Regions from separate parts of the Homo sapiens genome. Here regions 1, 2 and 3 are each linked to region 4. Evidence: chromatin contacts called from ENCODE Hi-C or POLR2A ChIA-PET data. All regions are on one chromosome and are shown on one strand. The core of a region is the stretch at or near the end of the contact, and the rest is flanking DNA. Distances in the headings are between cores, read along the strand shown. Region 1 holds the start of PXN-AS1 (PXN antisense RNA 1). Region 2 holds the start of PSMD9 (proteasome 26S subunit, non-ATPase 9). Region 3 holds the start of SETD1B (SET domain containing 1B, histone lysine methyltransferase). Region 4 overlaps LOC105370032 (a long non-coding RNA gene).

Evidence for each region. A loop is a pair of places that touch in the nucleus more often than their neighbours do. ChIA-PET counts read pairs that join two places held with the same protein, here RNA polymerase II (POLR2A). Pooled maps may share reads with other maps.
Region 1: a loop to region 4 is called in a pooled map, with 8 times the contacts of the local background. The contact joins the promoter of PXN-AS1 here to the enhancer-like site in region 4. A Hi-C loop is called at or near these places in 5 of 50 pooled maps. POLR2A ChIA-PET finds 5 or more read pairs at or near these places in 2 of 52 experiments (WTC11 and activated CD4-positive, alpha-beta memory T cell).
Region 2: a pooled map shows a loop between it and region 4 (6-fold over the local background). The contact joins the promoter of PSMD9 here to the enhancer-like site in region 4. A Hi-C loop is called at or near these places in 6 of 50 pooled maps. POLR2A ChIA-PET finds 5 or more read pairs at or near these places in 2 of 52 experiments (B cell and activated naive CD4-positive, alpha-beta T cell).
Region 3: a pooled map shows a loop between it and region 4 (4-fold over the local background). The contact joins the promoter of SETD1B here to the enhancer-like site in region 4. A Hi-C loop is called at or near these places in 5 of 50 pooled maps. POLR2A ChIA-PET finds 5 or more read pairs at or near these places in 2 of 52 experiments (A549 and IMR-90).

What each region holds. Positions count from the first base shown.
Region 1 is chr12:120,199,560-120,202,678 of GRCh38, reverse strand. It overlaps PXN-AS1 (PXN antisense RNA 1), which reads right to left and starts at 1,388. Exons shown (of 4, transcript NR_038924.1): 1 at 1,253-1,388. RPLP0 (ribosomal protein lateral stalk subunit P0) reads left to right here and starts at 1,568. Exons shown (of 8, transcript NM_001002.4): 1 at 1,568-1,596; 2 at 1,848-1,949. The coding sequence starts at 1,896. RefSeq lists enhancers at 1,053-1,412, 1,813-1,882, 2,923-3,119.
Region 2 is chr12:121,886,850-121,890,089 of GRCh38, reverse strand. PSMD9 (proteasome 26S subunit, non-ATPase 9) reads right to left here and starts at 1,300. Exons shown (of 6, transcript NM_002813.7): 1 at 1,096-1,300. The coding sequence starts at 1,233. It also overlaps a transcript of HPD not described here. RefSeq lists enhancers at 416-1,029, 997-1,396, 1,030-1,643.
Region 3 is chr12:121,802,018-121,805,258 of GRCh38, reverse strand. SETD1B (SET domain containing 1B, histone lysine methyltransferase) reads right to left here and starts at 1,250. Exons shown (of 17, transcript NM_001353345.2): 1 at 1,026-1,250; 2 at 348-535; 3 at 43-141. The coding sequence starts at 521. LINC01089 (long intergenic non-protein coding RNA 1089) reads left to right here and starts at 2,313. Exons shown (of 4, transcript NR_152740.1): 1 at 2,313-2,628. RefSeq lists silencers at 956-1,015, 1,056-1,185, 1,456-1,705.
Region 4 is chr12:121,127,181-121,130,372 of GRCh38, reverse strand. The region is part of intron 2 of LOC105370032 (a long non-coding RNA gene); the gene reads left to right. Among named protein-coding and RNA genes, the nearest start is that of P2RX7, 4.1 kb to the left of the region's middle. RefSeq lists an enhancer at 1,093-1,387. Within about 2 kb of position 1,297, at least 29 of the 41 ENCODE cell types and tissues checked have a DNase peak (open chromatin) inside an H3K27ac peak, as active enhancers do; they include B cell, where a contact is called at or near this core.

The sequences.
Region 1 (3,119 bases), core at 139-2,638, 930 kb after region 4:
AAGTTTGACATCAGCCTAGGCAACATGGCAAGACCCCATCTATACAAAAAGTACAAAAAATTAGCTTGGCGTGGTGGTGTGTGCCTGTAGTCCTAGCTACTTGGGAGGCTGAGGTGGGAGGATCACTTCAGCCTGGGAGGTCAAGTCTGCAATGAACTGAGATTGCTCCACTACACTCTAGCCTGGGCAACGGAGTGAGACTGCTTCTCAAAAAAAAAAAAAAAAAAAAAAAAAAAAAAAAAAGATTTGATGGAGGTGAATTATTCTATGGATGTTTGTTGGCTAGTTTTCTAGGAAGAGGGAATGGCTAATGCAAAAGCCCCCAAGTAAAGCCTGCTCTGGAAAAGCAGCAGAGCATCATCTGGGTAGAAAGCAAGTAAGTGAGGAGGAAAACATCTGAGATGATCAGAGTGGGCGTGAGGGACAGATAGGTAAGGGCCTTGTAGGTACTTTAGGTTTTAGATTTTTACTCTGTAGGAAACGGAAAGTTTTAAGCAGATAAGGAGATGAGCTGACTTAGGTTTTTTTTTTTTTTTTTTTTTTTTTGAGATGGAGTCCCTCTCTGTCACCCAGGCTAGAGTGCAATGGTGTGATCTTAGCTCACTGCAGAGCTCACAGCTCCCGGGTTCAAGCGATTCTTCTGCCTCGGCCTCCTGAGTAGCTGGGATTACGGGCATGCGCCACCCCACCTGGCTAATTTTTGTATTTTTAGTAGAGACGGGGTTTTGCCATGTTGGCCAGGCTAGTCTCGAACTCCTGACCTCAGGTGATCCACCCGCCTCGTCCTCCCGAAGTGCTGGGAGTATAGGCGTGAGCCACCGCGCCCGGCCAGGTTTTAAAGGATCCCTCTGTTTTGGTAGGCGGAAAAACTAGAGAAGACGAGAGACCATTCTGAGGCCGGGCGCGGCGGGTCACGCCTGTAATCCCAGCACTTTGGGAGGCCGAGGCGGGCAGATCACGAGGTCAGGAGATCGAGACCATCCTGGAGAACATGATGAAACCCCGTCTCTACTAAAAATACAAAAAAAAAATTAGCCGAGCACGGTGGCGGGCGCCTGTAGTCCCAGCTACTCCGGAGGCTGAGGCAGGAGAATGGCGTGAACCCGGGAGGCGGAGCTTGCAGTCAGCCGAGATGGCGCCACTGCGCTCCAGCCTGGGCGACAGAGCGACACTCCGTCTCAAAAAAAAAAAAAAAAAGAGAAACCATTCTGTTTCTAAGCATGTGCAATTATGTCTCAGCTCCACGTCATACCTTTTAGTTTGCTGAGCTCGCCAGGTGGCACAGGGAACCGGGACTCCGAATTCGCAGCTCCAGCTCCAGCTCCAGCCCAGCAGGTGGCAGCAGCTCAGAGCAAGCTCCTCCAACGCGAGGCAGCGCCTTCCTTCGCGACCCTACTTAAAGGCGGCTTTCCGTTGGCTGGAGTGGCAGCGATATTATCCAATGGTTGCCTGTATTCGTTCAGCTTTGTCTGACGGGCGATGGCGCAGCCAATAGACAGGAGCGCTATCCGCGGTTTCTGATTGGCTACTTTGTTCGCATTATAAAAGGCACGCGCGGGCGCGAGGCCCTTCTCTCGCCAGGCGTCCTCGTGGAAGGTTCGTGTGCTAGTTAGATGGGCGCCAGGGGTCGCCGGCGGGAAGCATGGAGGGGTCTTTGGGGGCCTTTGGGAACATGGAGTCCTATTCTGTTCCGCCTGGGGCCTCGGTGGCGGCTTGCACGCCCCGAGATGACGGCCGCTGCCCTAGGCAGGGCCGGCGGGCGATTGCGCGTGTCCTGCTCCTCTTAGGCCCGGGACCGCGGGATGGGTGTCGGCGTGACCAGGCCTGAGCTCCCTGTCTCTCCTCAGTGACATCGTCTTTAAACCCTGCGTGGCAATCCCTGACGCACCGCCGTGATGCCCAGGGAAGACAGGGCGACCTGGAAGTCCAACTACTTCCTTAAGATCATCGTAAGTGCAGGGTGGGTCGCCTCTGCTCTTCATGTTGCCCCAGCGCAAATAGGGACAGTCAGCTGCTATGTGCTGAGGGTCTACTCACACCGGCTACTGAATTAGGCCATTTTTGGGAAAATACTGTTTAGTTAACAATTTCCTGAGATAGGTCCCTTCTGTTGCAGATAAACGGGCTCAGGCAAGTTAAGTGGGTCCTAAGATGACAGCATTCGTATCCAGGTCTGTCTGGCTTCTAAAAGAGCGCGCTTTATACTTTTTTTTTTTTAAACGGAGTCTCGCTCTGTTGTCCAGGCTGGAGTGCAGTGGCTTGATCTTGGCTTACTGCAACCTCCGCTTCCCAGGTTCAAGCGATTCTCCTGCTTCAGCCTCCCGAGTAGCTGGGATTACAGGGGCGCGACACCACACCCAGCTAATTTTTGTATTTTCAATAGAGACAGGGATTCACCATGTTGGCCAGGATGGTCTCGATCTCTTGACTTCATGATCCACCTTCCTCGGCCTCCCTAAGTGCTAGGATTACAGGTGTGAGCCACCGCGCCCGGCCGCACATTACAGTTTTACTCCATTTTTGAGAAGGTCTGAGGTCAGGAATGACTCATTGTAAGGAAGCAAGCTGTTGCATATTTAGGACCTGTCAGCCAAGAAACTTAAGTGTCCAATGACTTTTGGATGGCCTTTGAGGTGGGTCTCCCTTGCCCAGAAATGCTGACTGTACTGCGCTTAAGCAATTAGGCAGCATTGTAGAGCATAGCTTGTATTACATTTTCCCACACTTAGAAGGTTTTCAGACACAAAACCCAAAGGAATTGTGTAACAATCCGGATAAACACGCCTAGATTGTTTTTACAAATAATAATGTTGCTATATTTGCTTAACGTGGTGCTTTTAATGCTGTGAATCTAGCCCTCCTCTTGACCAACTTACTTGGAACATTCCTTTTTTATCCTGTTAACCATTTTAGTGAATCAGAAGCATGCCTGGTAATTGGGAAAAATTAAAAACTAAGTAAAAAAAGAAAAAACTCCTTGATTGAATGTAGAAACCTAATTTTCAGCGTTCATACCCAGCTAGCCAATCATCCAGTTTGGCAGTGTTACAACGTAGCTCCCAATCTCCCTCTGACTTCAAAAGCTTAGAAGAAAGGGAGTGGGATGGAAACAAATTGTG
Region 2 (3,240 bases), core at 51-2,550, 760 kb before region 4:
AAAAATTAGCCTGGCGTACTGGCGCTCGCCTGTAATCCCTACTACTCGGGAGGCTGAGGCAGGAGAATCACTTGAACCCAGGAGGCAGAGGCTGCAGTGAGCCGAGATTGAGCCACTGCACTCCAGCCTGGGTGACAAAGCAAGACTCCGTCTCAGACAAAAAAAAAAGAAACTTCATCTTACATCACCTAAAATGCATTCCATCCCACCCTACTTGGGCATAATTAATTGCATCTTCCTCTGCAAACTGATCTGTGATTTTACACTAGATGGCATAAGAAAACCTGCATCAGCTTTTGAGCCAGACCCACCACTGCCACTTCCGAACTACATGACCTTAGATAGGCGTTTGCCCCACTCTGGGCCTCAGTTTCCTCCTTATGCAATAAGGATGATGAGCCTTATTTGTAACTCAAAGTTCGGTCCTTAGACCACTAGCATCAGCATTGCTGGGAGTTTGCTACAAATGCAGAATCTGCTCCCTTGCCTCAAACAAAATCTGCATTTTAATAAGATCCCCAGGTAATTCATATACACACTGAAGTTTAAGAATTCACGATACAATCAGCAAATGCCGGGTGCAGTAGCTCACGCCTGTAATCCCAGCACTTTGAAAGGCCGAGGTGGAAGGATCGCTTGAGGCCATGAGTTCGATACCAACCTGGGCAACACAGTGAGACTCTGTCTTTACAAAAAGTACAAAATTAAGATAAGGCAGTCAGCGAGGCACATGACAGCTGTTTAATCACCAAGTAACACCTGTTTCCCCCTCCCTAAAATGGAAAGAGTAACAGCATCCACCTCAAAGGGTTGTTGCAAAGATTAAATTAACTCAACAATGCACAGCACTTAAACCAGCGCCTAGCACACAGCAGGGCTCCACAAACTCTTGCTGGATATCAATATGGCTAACTCTTCAGTTGCTAAAGTTCTTTGCCTGCCTTCTTGTGCCGACAGAGGCCGCACTTGCGGCGCCTTGGGCCTCCCAGGGAGATCCGTTGCGGAGCGCCCAAACTGAGGCCGCCCTGGCATCCCAGTACCCCAGGGACTCCGGGCCGGGTTAGGCGACTTGGGGCGCCCCGAACCCACACTCACGCTTTCCAGCACGTCATAGTTGGCCTTGATCTGCGCTTCTATCTCCTCCTTGCGCCGCATCAGCTCCTGGACGTCGCTGACAGTCACGACGCCGGCCTGCGAGGAGCCTCCGCTCTGCCTCGCTTCCTCGTCGGACATCGTGAACCCCGGGCCGCGACTCCAGAGACCCGGCTCCCGGGCTAGGGACGACGCCCCAGTCGACCGTAACTACGGCTCCGCCCATGCGCCAAAACACCACAGCCGTCCGCGAACGCGAGAACAGTCAAGGGGCGGGGCTTGGGATGGGGCTTAGGGCGGAGCTGGGTCACCGGAAGCCGCGCCCTGCCGGAACACGTGCGCCTGTGGTGACCCGGCAGGAGTAGCGTCGGAAGCAATGGATCCCCACGCAATTGCACACCAACGCTAGGGGATGATCTCGCCCCAGCTGACTCATTTTCTCATTCGTGCAGCAGACATTTATTGAGCGCCTACTGTATGGATGGATACTGTACGCCAGAGAACCGCTGCGTGGCGCTCCAATTCAGTTCTTCACATCCACACAGCCCTGGAGGATTTACAAAATACATTAAGGTTCCTTATCCCTCACTTTACAGATCCGATATGCCTGAGTACACACCCCGTATCTTGCCACTTAACGGCAATCTGTGTGACCCTAGGTCACTACTTGGCTTCTCTGGGCCTCAGTTTCCTCATCTGTAAAATGGGGCAGTAATTGATAGCAATCTATCTCATAGAGCTGTCCTTCTGCTAACAAATATTCATGGAATGATTCCTATGAGCCATATACTGTTGAAGGTGCTGGATGTTCCTGTTAAGGCCTCTAAAAATCGTAGTGATAATAATAACGGTAACAGTGTTTATTTATTGATACTTATAATGTGCCAGACGCTGTTCTAAATGCCTTACATATATTAATTCAACAACCTCATGAAGCTAGATTATTACATCCCAATTTGACAGCTGAGAAAACCGTCTCAATAACCAATTTACCCAACTAGCAAAATGTGAGGCCAAAATTCCAACCCAGCTTACCTAAACAATCAACTTTGATATCTGACCATGTGCCTCTAATATTTTGTCTTGAAAAGGGCTCAGCGGTCATCTGTGTAGTATTCAAACATGTTTGCCCTGAATCTAATCATTGGAAAACAGACATATCCAAAAGAAGGGACATACTTCAAAACAACTGGCCTGAAAACTTCAAAAAAAGTCAATGTTGTGAAATACACATGGGGAATAAGGGGTGGGGGACAGAGAAAGGAGGCGGATATGCAATTGCCTAGATTTAAGAACACTAAAGATGTGCATCAACTAAATGCAATGGGCCAGGTGTGGTGGCTCATGCCTATAATCCCAGCACTTTGGGAGGCTGTGGCAAGCAGATCATTTGAGGTCAGGAGTTTGAGACTAGCCTCGCCAACATGGTGAAACCCTGTCTCTACCAAAAATATAAAATATTAGCCGGGTGTGGTGGCACACACCTGTAATCCCAGGTACTCAGGAGGCTGAGGTCTCGAACCCCTGGCCTCAAGTGATCCAGCCCAGCTCGGCCTTTCAAAGTGCTGGGATTACAGGAGTGAGCTACCGCACCCCTCAAAAATAAACTAACATTTCTAACATTATCGAGAGAGAGAGAGAGAGAAATACAGGTGCAGTGGCTCATACCTGTAGTCCCATTATGCTGGGAGATCAAGGCAGGAGGATCCCTTAGGTCCAGGAGTTTGAGACTAGCCTGGGCAACATAGCAAGACCTCCATCTCTACAAAAAAAAAAAAATAATAATTAATTAGCAGAGGACCAGGTGTGGTGATTCACACCTGTAATCCCAGCACTTTGGGAGGCTGAGGTGGGTGGATCACTTGAGGTCAGGAGTTCAAGACCAGCCTGGCCAACATGGTGAAACACCGTCTCTACTAAAAATACAAAAGTTACCAAGGCACAGTGCCACACACTTGTAATCCCAGCTACCTGGGAGGCTGACGCAGGAGAATCGCTTGAACCGGGGAGGCAGAGGTTGCAATGAGCTGAGATCATGTCACTGCACTCCAGCCTGAGTGACCGAGTGAGACTCTGTCTCAAATAAATAAATAAATAATAAAGTTAAAAAGGGAGGAAGAGAGAAATAATGACTAAATGCAATACATG
Region 3 (3,241 bases), core at 1-2,500, 670 kb before region 4:
GAGGTGGGGGAGGGACGGCGGGGCAGTGGGGAGGGGTCCTACCTTGAATTTGGGCACCGACAGCTCCAGCTCCTTGTTTTTGGTCCAGATCCCGACGACCCGGGGATCTTCGACAATTTCCACCGGGCGGTTGCTGGACATCTGTGGGGAGAAATTGGGGGGCCGGGATGAGAGAACTGGTCCCCCTCCCCATGGGCAGACCCCTTTCTCGAGGCACTTGTCAAACTCCAGGGCTGGGGCCCCGTCTGACAGTTGGCCGGGGGATCGGGCGGGGGGTCCCTGGCCGCTAGGCGCGTCTCCCCGGACACGACGCGGGGCACGGCTGGGGGGGCGCGCCGGCTACTCACCGCCAGGCTGAAATGCTGCCCATCGTAGCGGTACAGTTTATGATGCCCCTTTTTCAGAGCCGGGTCAATCATCAACTTGTAACTTCTCCAATGGTGGTTCCTCCTCTCGCCCGAAGGGCCGGGCTGCGGCGGGGGCTGCTGGTGGTGGTGGTGGGGGGGGTGACTGTTCTCCATGCCGTTAACCCAACCTGAAAACCAGCAAGTTGTTGTCGTCTCCGCCGCGGCGGCGGCGGCGGCCGCTTCTACACACACGCGAAAGAATCCAATCGGCAGGCCCCCACCCCCTCCCACCTTGCCAGCGCGCCCCGAAAGGAGCTGTCTCGCTGGCTCCCCCCAAAACAAGAATGGAGCGAGAGAATAACCCTTCCGGGAGAATTACGCGCCCGCCCGCTCGGCCACCGTCTCGGGGCGGCAGCGAGGGGCTCCCGGGGGTCCCCTGGGCGGGCTGGCGGGGCCCGGGGCGCCCGGAGGACGCGGACTCCGGCCCATGGTGCCCGCCCGGCCGCCCGGCGTGGCGCTCACCCGCTAGCTCGGCCCGGCTCTGGCGCGAGGCTGGCGGCAGGGCCTGGCGGCGCCGCCGCCCGCCCGCCCGCTCGCCCGCTCGGGCCAGGGCCGGGGCCGGGGGCTTGGGCCGCCCGGCTGCCGGCCGCGGCCTCTCCCTCCCCGAGCCGCGCTTACATCCCCGCCGGGCGCCGGCCTCCCTGCGCCGCCAGCCAGTACATGGTGTCCCCCGAGGGAGCCGAGGCCGGGGCGGCCGGACCGGGGGCCAGGAAGGGGGGGCGCCGCCGCCGCGGCTGCCGGGCCCGGAGCTGCTGCCGCTGCCGCCGCCGCTGCTGCTGCTGCTGCCCGGGAGGCGGCTGGCGGCGGAGGCTCGGCTCCCAGTAGCCGCACATCCCACAATACACCGCTAAGGAGCCCGACCCGAGCGCTCACCCTCCTCCTCTTCCTCCTCCTCCTCCTCTTCCTCCTCCCCTCTCCTTCCTCGCCGCTTCCCCAGGCACTCTCCCGGCGGCGGCAGCTGCGCCGCCAAAGCCCCGGGCCCCAGCGGCCCCCCACCCCTCACTCGCGCGCTCCCACACTGCCTCCCCCTCCCCGGGGGAAGGCCTTTTAATTTATTTATTTTTCTGGGACTGGGGTGGGGGTCTTGGCTGGCGGGGGAGGGGGTCTCCCCGGGCTCTACCTCCCGCGGCCGGGACTACCCTCAGAGCCGCGACCGCCGCGGCGTGCGTCCCGGGCCTGCAAAACTGTTTCCAAACTGCCCGGGCCGGAGGCGGGCGCGCGGGGCCCGGGGAGATGGCTGGGGTCTGGGGGGCCGAGGGTGTGTGTGGACGCTGGGAGCCGCGGGGGGAGGCCGGCGTCGACTCAGAGGAGTTGCAATCGAGGTATCTGCGCTCCGGCTTCCTCCTGCGGCCCGCGACCCCCTCCCCGGAGCTGAGCTGGGGAAGGGAGACCAGGGTTCACCACGTTAGCATTCGCATTCCTGGGAGGATGCAGCCCTCGCCTGGACCTGGGCGATAGACGCCTTCTTCTGTTTTTATTTTTGGAGGGGAGCGCCCTGTAATTGTCCTGAACACATGCTTCCCCCCCTTCCTCCAGCCACCCGCGGAGGAGAGAGTCCCCCTTTTTTGCATTTATCTTTTCCTTCCCCTTTCTTTATTAAAGGTCCGGGAGTGGCGGCGGCCAATCAGCGCGCGGCTTCCATTTTGTGAGTTCAACTCCGAGGCTCCCGGGCTTCGCGAGGACGCGTTTGCAGCCCCCTCTGCCGCTCCTCTCTGGCGGCCGAGGCGCAGGAGCCGCCTCGCCGGGGCTCGGAGCTGGTGTAGCTCATATTGGGGCTCTTTTCGGGGTTTGTAATTTGGCCGTGGGTAGGTAATTGGCTGGAGCAGGGCGGCAGGGCGCGGCAGCCAATCAGCGCGCGGCTTCTATAGGGCTTGAGTTATTAGACGCTGATCTCAAAACATCCTTCATCAGACACGAAGGAGAGGCCAACAGATGAGGGAAGCCATTTTTCTGCAATGGAATTAAATGGCCAAGTGGGTTTTTCCTTTGTTGCAAATGGGGAATGTTTTTCCTTTGACTCTACCATCCAGTTCAGGACGTCTCAGTGTGTTTAACATTTGTCAACAGGCCCAAGGACTCACAGTTGGAAGACTGGAGAAGACTTTTTAAAAAGATCTGGATTTTTCCTTATGACTTGGAATCCATCTTTGTCTTGTATAACTAGGTCATAGCACACCATTCATGTCAGCAGTTAACAGTTTTGAATTCCAAAAAAACCTAAGTAAATGACATATTTTTTTTCCTCTTTTTGTTCTATGGGTGGGTGGGGGGAGCTTGGAGCTGTCTTAATCTGTATTCTCTTGACTGAACAATAAATTTTTAAATATATCTAGTTTCCTCTATTAAACACTTAAACCTGGCCATCTTATTAACTCCTTCTCTCTTTTTAACAAGGTAATGTTTTAAATGTATATAGCTTTAGGACTAGCGAAATGGCAGCAACAAAAAATTGTGAGCAGTTGTTACTCTTTTAGTTTTTAAAAAACCTTTTACATTGTAAGTACCCAATCCATTCTGTCCTGACGCAGTACAGTTTTGATGTTAATGTTGCTGAGATGTCCTTAATTTTCCGAACCTTCATCTGCATGTATGTCTTTGTCTCTCTTGTCTAATATAAGCCAGTTAAGATGCTTGAGACGATCTTGCTTTATAAAGCTAAGGTTCTAGCTTTATGCTTTTGAAAATGTTTACAGCACTAAATGCTAGTCAGCTTTCTTCCCCGTAGCTTGTACACTTTCTTTGAAAATCGATCTATTTGAAGAAAAACAGCCCTGTTTTTCTCGTCTTTGGTGTTGGGGGTTGGGGGGAGCTGGTGGGTGAGGGAAAGGAAGACC
Region 4 (3,192 bases), core at 48-2,547:
GCCAGACTGGGTGGATATATTTTATTCCTTATGTTACTTGATCTCTTGGATGCATTCAACATCACTGGCTACTTTCTGCATCTTGGACCAGTATTTTCCCTTGGTTTCCATGACTTTCCTGGGTCCCATGTTCTCCTGGTTTCTCATTTGTACTTCTATGACTCTTTATCTTATCTTTCTTTTTAAAAAATTAATTTAATTAATTTATTTTAGAGACTGGGTCTTGCTCTGTCGTCCAGGCTGGAGTGCAGTGGCGCAATCATGGCTCACTGCAGCTTCAAACTTCTGGGCTCCAGTGATCCCCCTACCACAGCCTCCTGAGTAGCTGGGACCACAGGCACATGCCACCAAGCCTCGTTAATTTTTTTTTTAATTTTGTAGAGATAGGGTCTTGCTATGCTGCCCAGGCTGGTCTCGAACTCCTGGCTTCAAGTGATCCTCCTGACTCAGCCTTCCAAAGTGCTGGGGTTACAGGCATAAGCCACTGCATCCAATCTTTGTCTTATCTTTCTCTGGCTCTCTTCTCCCTGTAAATATCAGTTCCAGCAAATTGTCTCTCAGCACTTCTTATGATTCTATCAGGATAGGACAGGTTATGCTGCAATAACAAAGCACTCTCAGTGTCTCATGGCTTATAGCAGTGATGAATTAATTCTCACTCACACTATATGTCCATCATGGGTCTCCCAGATGGCTCAGCTCTCTGTAATCACTCAGAGATCGAGGCTAACGGAACAGCCATTGTCTTGAACTCTTTAATGAGAACTCTGGAGAGTCTCACAGCAGCAATGAAATGTTCTGACCTCGTGATGGAAGGAATATAAAGTTACCAAAAAAAAAAAAATTGGGGATTGAACGGTGGATTTCTTAGTCTTGTGAGTGTGTGGGTGTGTTTACAATTTACAGAAAATCAAGTGACATTCTTCAGCAGAAAAGGGAGTTTTTTTTTTTGAGGAAACACTTATCTCACAGACTGCAAGTGCAGGAAATGTGCCCAACCTCATGAGAACCTATTAATAGAATCAGAAACCAAACTGTCCTGTGCTGAGGTTGCTCTTTCAGTTTGTCTGAAGCCCGCCTCTGTTTGTCTCTGTGTGCCCATTGCGAGTCTCTCTAAACACTGGCTTCCTCTGTTTCTCCCAGGGCACGTGGTTCAGCAATGCTCTCCAAGTTAGGTTCCACAGTTCAAATGCAAGCCCAGATCCCCTGCCCAGTTCCAGAACTCAAGGGGAATGAATCTGATTGGCCTAATTCTTTATCCCTGGTCCAATCAGCTATGGCTGTGGGCGGGGCCATAATCACACAGGGCGTCAAGGGCCAACCTCCGTTGGGGGAGAAGGGAGGGAGGAAAGAAAGGAAGATGGCGGGAGAGAGAGAGAGAGAGAAGGGGGGTGGGAAGAGAGAGAGAGAGAGGGAGAGAGAGAATGAGAATGTGACTCTCAGAGAATAGAGGCTCCAAGGCTGAGGGACTGCTGGTTAAATACCCGTTCCTCCCCCAGGTGGGACAACTCTGAGACAAGTCTAGGCAGTCTCCAGAGGGCCTGAGGGGGTCTGAGCCCAGATGCCCACAGCCGTGACCTGCTCTTTAATTAATTAATTAGTTTTATTTATTTCCAGTGTCTTGCTCTGTCGCCCAGGCTGGAGTGCAGTGGCACGATCTCGGCTCACTGCAACCTCCGCCTCCCGGGTTCAAGCGATTCTCCTGCCTCAGCCTCGCTAGTAGCTAAGACTACAGGCGCGTGCCACCACTCCCGGCTAATTTTTGTATTTTTAGTAGAGTTGGAGTTTCACTATGTTGCCCTAGCTGGTCTAGAACTGCCGACCTCAGGTGATCCGCCCGCCTCAGCCTCCCAAAGGGCTGGGATTAGAGGTGTGAGCCACTGCGTCCGGCCTCCTGACCTACTCTTTAATGCTTCCTGTGTTGACTGCCTTCCCTTTCCTGTCTCACTTCCCCACTCCTCTTCCTGGGTCGCCTCCCAAACAAACTACTTGGACCTGAATCTCGTCCAGCCTTATGTTCTGGTGTTAAAGAGTCTGTCTGGAATTTACCCTGAGAACAATAGGTGGGTTTATAAACGGGTGTGCATGGTCTCATTTGCAGCTCAGTCAGAGCACTCTAGCTGCACCATGGAAAATGGGCGGAAGGGGCAAGAGTGGAGCCAGGGGTCTGCCCAGGGAGAGGGTAGAGTGACATGGAGGGGGACCGAAGACAGATCCCTGAAGGACACCAACACCAAGGAGACTAAGCTGAGGCAGAGTAGGGAGGAGAGGAAAGCCGAAAGACAGTGAGTCCCCAGAGGCCATGGGGTGAACACTTCACAAATAAACCGGTGACCACGGAGATATTAAGAGCGATGGTAAATCTGTGTAATTAAAGCAGCTCTAGTAAGGGAACTGACAGACACATTATTGGAACAGGGTGGAGTCACGTATTAAACACAAAGATAGGTGCAGACCGGGTGCGGTGGCTCATACCTGTAGTCTCAGCACTTTGAGAGGCCAAAGCAGGAGGATTGCTTGAGCCCAGAAGTTTGGGACCAGCCTGGGCAACATGGCAAAACCCTGTCTCTACAAAAAATAAAAAAATTAGCCAGTTGCGGGAGTGCACACCTGTAGTTCCAGCTTCTCGAAAGGCTGAAATGGGAGGATCCCTTGACCCTGGAAGGTCAAGGCTGCAGTGAGCCAAGATTATGTCACTGTACTCCAGCCTGGGCCACAGAGTGAGACTCTGTATGCAATAATGAAAAAAAAAAAAAAAAGAGTAGGAACTTAGTGTGCAATAAAAGCATTTAAATCAGGGGAGAAAGAAATTTCTCCAAATAGGATCTTTAAACAATTGGCTGCTCGTTCAGGGGAGGTCAGAGGAGACAGGAAAATGTACTCAAACTTTACAGATTTGCAAAGGTGTGTAACTATTTAAAATGTGATAGAACTGCCATGGGTAAACTGAGTCCTTTCCCTACTTTGTGTCAGTTGCAAAGAAAGAACACAAATTGGAGGGTTGCGGGGAGGAAGGCAAGCAGGATTTATTCTTTGGCCAGAGAAGGAGAAGGAATGACCTCTTGCTCCAGAGACGCCTCCTCCTCCCCAAGATGTGGGTAGCTGGGGAATTTTAAGGAGTTAGATATGGGGCGGGGAGGTTTGTATGTTTGTGCAGGGAGGAACTTTAGATGTGCAGGTGCAAATCATAAA